Linked DNA regions of Homo sapiens: region 1 is linked to region 2. A link is an interaction called in ENCODE POLR2A ChIA-PET data of the cell type or tissue named here. Cell type or tissue: HepG2. All regions are shown on one strand. Each heading gives the region's core, and the rest is flanking DNA. Links, peaks and the distances in the headings are about the cores only. Region 1 has its middle 6.4 kb from the start of NPC1. Region 2 overlaps TTC39C (tetratricopeptide repeat domain 39C).

Region 1 (2,920 bases), core at 92-2,591, 460 kb before region 2:
CTTATGACTTTATTTAACCTTAATTACCTCCTAAAAGCCTTATCTTCAAATACAGTCACCTTGGGGGGTTAGGGCTTCAACACAAGACATTTGGGGGAGCACAATTCAGTCCCTAGCACCTTTCCTTTTACTCAGGGCTGCATTATGACTTGTGTGGGCCCCAGGCACCTTTGCCTTTAAGGACCCCTTTTTCCTTCAAAAAAAAAAATTTAAAATGAGAGTTTCCAATTGCATTATAAAGACACATATAACGCTGGCTGAATTCATTATTATATGCTCATTATTACAGTATTCTTATTTTTGTTCTGATTTCAAAAGAAATTAAAATTAAAACATTTTCATGGGACAGTAAAATTATCACTGTGTCTACTGTGCCTAATAAGTTGATCTGGTTTTCGCAGCCAGCATCGTAGAACTATTCCCTATAGTAGTCATGGACATTGTAAATTTTTTGATCGCCTTCCCCAAAAAACCTCCAGGACCAGCAGTGGAGCTGGCTCTAAAAGAAGCGCCTATAGAGAGTGGGAGGCTGTCCAGCTGAACACAGGGAACAGCTCACACCTCCCTTCCTCCAGCAGGCTACGAATTGCCAACACATTTTGGTGAAATATAGGAGAGCTTTAGTTAATGCTTCTGCCAACCCCCTAAGGAGGTTCAGGTTGAGCATTTTTGAGAACTCTTTTTGTTAATAGACTTTTCCTTTTAATTAAGATATAATATTCATATATGAGGTATACAGAACTTAGCTGTACAGCTTGATGAGTTTTCTACTTTTTTTTTTTGAGACTGAGTCTCACTGTGTCACCCAGGCTAGAGTGCAGTGGTGTGATCTTGGCTCACTGTAAACTCTGCCTCCTGGGTTCAAGTGATTCTTGTGCTTCAGCATCCCAAGTAGCTGGGATCATAGGCACACTCCACCATGCCTGGCTAATTTGTGTATTTTTAGTAAAGACGGGGTTTCGCCATGTTGCCCAGGGTGGTCTCAAACTCCTGGACTCAAGTGATCCACCTGCCTTGGCCTCCCAAAGATCTGGGATTACAGGCATGAGCCACTGCGCCCAGCCAAGTTTCTTTTATGTGTTAAACACTTTTATTAGTTGTCTATTACTGAATAACAAATTACTCCAAAACTTAGTATATTAAATGAACAAACATTTATTTTATCCCAGTTTCTGCCAGTCAGGGATTTGGGTGGTTCTAGGTGGTTCTGGCTCAGGGTCTCTCCTGAGGTTATGGCCAAGAAGTTGGCCCAGGCTACCATCATCTGAAGGCTTGACTGGGGCTGGAGGATCTGCTGTTGAAGATGCTGTGGGAAGCTGGGCTCGGTGGCTCACACCTGTAATCCCAGCACTTTGGGAGGCCAAGGTGGGCGGATCACTTGAGGTCAGGAGTTCGAGACCAGCCTGGCCAACATGGTGAAACCCTGTCTCCACTAAAAATACAAAAATTAGCCGGGCATGGTTGCACATGTCTGTAATCTCAACTACTCGGGAGGCTGAGGCAGGTGAATTGCTTGAACCCAGGAGGCCGAGGTTCCAGTGAGCTGAGATCATGCCACTGCACTCCTGCCTGGGTGACTGAGCAAGACTCTGTCTCAAAAAAAAAAAAAAAAAAGATGCTGTGGGAAGGAGGCCTCAGTTCCTCCTCTCCATAGGCTGCTGAGTGTCCTCAGGACTTGGCAGCTGGCTTCCTCCAGAAGGAGTGATCCAAAAGGGATTGAGAGCAAGGCAGAGCCATAATGTCTGTTATGAGTTAGCCTCAAATGTTATATGCCATCACTTCTGCCATGTAATACTGGGCACACAGACCAGTCCTGATGCAGTGTAGGAAGGGGACCAGACAAGGACAAGAGGAGGGGAGCACTGGGGCCATCTTGGAGGCTGGCAACCACAACATCCATGTAGCCAACACCCAGAGGAAGGATATGGAAACTTTAGCACTTCAGAAGCCTCCTTTATGCCCCTTTCCCAGTCGATATCATCACCCCTCCTTTAACCGGGAGGCAACCACTCTTCTGATTTCTCTCACTGTAAGTTGGTTTTGCCTGTCCTTGAACTTCATGTAAAGGGAATCATACTCCTCTGCGTCTGGTTTCTTTCACTGAACATTATGTGTGTGGCTCATCCACATTACTTGTGGTGGTAGCATCTTTTAAAAGAATTGCTGTGTAGTATTCCATGGCTCAAACATATCATGGCAGACATCTGGGTTGTTTCTTCTTCCAGTTTGGGCTGTTACAAATAAAGGTGCTGTGAGCACTGTTGTACAGGTCATGTGTTCAGTATACACACTCAATTACTTTGGGTTCTGTGATAGACTTTTTAAACTCTTTACTTACGCAAGCCAAATTTTATAGACATCTTCATTTAAAATAGCTTACAGCTACAACTCATGACTTTAGTACCAATGGTTATGACCTACTCGGAAATGGGCATTGTTGCTCAGAATTCTGGTAAAATGTTACTCATCCTAGTAAGGAAGGATGTTTGAGTTGGTGATTAATCCAGTCATGGGTTGTGGTGTAACTTCCACTCAGTTAGGATGCTACCAGAGTTGGAATGACTTGTGGTTTAGCAGTCAGGGTTTCAAACTGGCATTGCCTTCCCTGCAGGATTTGCTCACAGGACATAGTTTCCTTTGCCAGGGGTGGTTTTTGATCAAATGTTTCCTAAAATGGAGAGTCCAACTCCTGTAAACTGAAGACTTTCTAAGACTATTCTTAAAACTTGAAATGTAGGAATAACAACAGCATTTCACTCATTAAAGCTCGGAGGATTCAATCCTAGTGAGGGAGGGAAGAAGAACCAAAGATAGCGGAAGGAATTTTTTCTGTTGACAGAGATAAGGCTGACATGTCACCTAAGAACTGAAGATCTTTAATTAACTTCCTTTATGTTATTTTTATTTTACTTTATTTTAT
Region 2 (2,920 bases), core at 234-2,733:
GGGGCTCTGAGAGGGTTGTGGCTGCCAGCCCCCAGTCGCCAATGCCTGGTCAGGCACTCGTATCCCCTGTCCTGTTCACCATTTCTCCTTTCTCATTGTTCTCATAATTTGTCCTGCTTAAAACTCCTAGGTTCTAAGGGACACCCCTGCATTGCTTGCCTTTCCTTTGCTAGACACCAGAGAGAGGCTAAAAAGTGAAATGTGGCCTGGTGCAGTGGCTCATGCCTGTAATCCCAACACTTTGGGAGGCCAAGGCAGGCAGATCACTTGAGGTCAGGAGTTCAAGGCCAGCTTGGACAACACGACGGAATCCTGTCTCTACTAAAAATACAGAAATTAGCCAGGCATGATGACCCATGCCTGTAGTCCCAACTACTTGGGAGGTAGGAGGATGGCTTGAGCCCGGGAGGTCAAGGCTGCAGTGAGCTGAGATTGTACCACTGTACTCCAGTCTGGGTGACAAAGCAAGACCCTGTCTCAAAAAAAAAAAAAAAAAAAAAAAGTGGGCCAGGCACAGTGGCTCATGCCTGTAATCCCAGCCCTTTGGGAGGCTGAGGAGGGTGGATCACCTGAGGTCAGGAGTTCGAGACCAGCCTGACCTACATAGTGAAATCCTGTCTCTACTGAAAATACACAGTTAGCTGGGTGTGGTGGCGGGTGCCTTGTAATCCCAGCTATTCAGGAGGTTGAGGCAGGAGAATTGCTTGAACCCGGGATGCGAAAGTTGCAGTGAGCTGAGATCATGCCATTGCACTCTAGCCTGGGCAACAAGAGCAAAACTCCATCTCAGGAAAAAAAAAAAAAAATGCAATTCTGTTTTTGTCATCTTGTTGTTGAACTTGTCTGTATTTTAAATTACTTTCATGACTGAGTATATTTTGCCATACTCAGGAGATGCATTCTTCATGTACGTGTGTGCTAGAAACGCATCAGTCAGAGCAATAGTCCGTAGGAAGTAAGGGTCAAGGGCCTGGTTATTATTGTTTTTAGGGTACCTCTTAGAGAGCGGCTCATTAATGATCTACCTGTAGATAATTACTACCTCAGGCTGTAGGAATGGACTGTCCAGCCTCCTGCTTATTCTTCCCTTCCGTGGGGAGGAAACCCAGAGTCGACTGGCCCCAAAAGTCTTCCCATCCCCTGCCTGTTACAGGCTAACAGCTTCACTGATCTTGGTGAATTTCATGGCTTCTCAGCACCAGCCAGCGTATTACGAAGTCTTTTTGCTGATAAGATGCAAGGCCATATCACAAGCAGTTAACAAAAATAAACAGAAACTGCAGTGGCTGTAAATGCAAACATCGCTGTACACACAGGGGCCATGCTGTCTGGGGACAGGTACCCCTCCAGGCCTGAGGTGCCCCTGACCTGCAGGGACATCTGGGGTGAGCTGGTGGTGGCTACAGACTCCCATACTCCCCAAAAGGGTGGGCACATGATAAAAACGAGTCTGAACAGAAGACTGGACCTATTCCAAACATTTGTGAATCAAACACTCATAAACTAAAGGCTGGGGTGGTCAGTGGTTTTAGAGGCATGCCGTCCTTTAGATTAAAAGGTCCCTAAAGGTCATGGTTTGAGTCATGTCTGAAAAGCAAATAAAGTCTTTCCGTGAATTTCCCCACAGCTATCTTCTGGTAAAGGAAATAAGCACGTGTGCTTTTGTTGGTGAAAGCAGTTTTACAGGTTCAGGTGATGAAGGTCTTCTATCTAGTCATTTTTTGACCCTGTGAGGACAGTTCGTCAGATGAAATGGGAAGTATGAATTTTGTAGGACGTGGTTGGTTGGTTCACTAAACAGGCATGTACTGGGGACCTGTTAAACTCCAGATTCTGTCCTAGGTGGTCAGGACAGCAGCATGTAACAGAGATGGGGTCCCCACTCTTGGGGACTTCCATTTATTCAAACAAACAAATAATGACACAAATATCAAATAGTAATAAATGCTCTGCAGAGAATTAAAATATAGAGAGTGATTGGAGACATATTCATGTATCTTTAAAAAGAATACTAGAGAAGAGAAGATCAAAGATGGCAAGTAGCCTTTTTCAGATTTCATCAAATATGGTGTTAGGGGGCCCTCATTTGTCCACAAAAAATATGGTGACAAGGGATGATGACGTGAGTCAGAGTAAACACCATTTACTCACTTTGCGTCACTGTTTATTAGAAGGGCTGTTCGGACTTTCTAGTTGCCAAACTGGACCGTGTATGCTCTCTGAAGAGCGGGCGTATTCTTGGTCATCTTTGTGTCCCCAGCACATAGCACTGGGCCGGCTGTGTACTTGGTGTTCAGCAAACATGTCTTGAATGAGTGAGTGGAACAAAACTAAATTCATTAGAATTTTTCCTAAAGCCCTAAGTATAGAAAAGGTCACTTTTTATTCATTTTAAACTGAGGAATATTATCCAGTCATGACTTAGATGGGTGATTTTAAAATTAAATATCTTGCTTTAAAAAAAAAATTATTGCTTTTTTTAAAGAAAATTTACAGTTTTCTCTTAGATAACTTTGGTGGAGCCAAGGAACAAACTGGAAAACTATAAATTATTTATTAGACGATGATCCCGAATTTTATTGTTTTTGTTTGGTGTGATTTCTTACTCACCCTCCTAGTTATTTGGCTTGGAAGGAGTTGATGTTTTAATCCTTCCAGGAGCAGGCTCAGTGTCAGCTACGTACTATGGGAAAACATTGAGAATTGGAAATTTATCATGGATCCTTAGAAGATGTGGCGCAGTGGAGTGTGCAGGGCATGGAATTGGACCTGGGTGACTGTACCTGTCTCTCAGGCCTGTTGGGAGGAGGAGACCTCATGAATGAGATAGAGCCACTGGGATTACTGTGAAGTGATTTAACTTTTTAGGAGAATCACAGGTAATGAATTTTATTTTATAATCTGATTTGTAGCAGGATTC

Evidence for each region. ChIA-PET counts read pairs that join two places held together with the same protein. Peaks named below come from ENCODE experiments on the same cell type or tissue, not always from the same donor. Only the 100,000 strongest peaks of a DNase experiment are listed, where the experiment ranks them.
Region 1: POLR2A ChIA-PET joins it to region 2 with 7 read pairs; 2 of 35 experiments call an interaction of 5 or more read pairs at or near these places.

What each region holds. Positions count from the first base shown.
Region 1 is chr18:23,591,443-23,594,362 of GRCh38, forward strand. No RefSeq gene overlaps it. Among named protein-coding and RNA genes, the nearest start is that of NPC1, 6.4 kb to the left of the region's middle. In HepG2, for the core only: no CTCF peak of the experiment used is centred there; no DNase peak of the experiment used is centred there.
Region 2 is chr18:24,050,085-24,053,004 of GRCh38, forward strand. The region is part of intron 1 of TTC39C (tetratricopeptide repeat domain 39C); the gene reads left to right. Among named protein-coding and RNA genes, the nearest start is that of TTC39C-AS1, 36 kb to the left of the region's middle. In HepG2, for the core only: no CTCF peak of the experiment used is centred there; DNase peaks (open chromatin) are centred at 1,277, 1,597 and 2,157; H3K4me3 peaks cover 1,550 bases.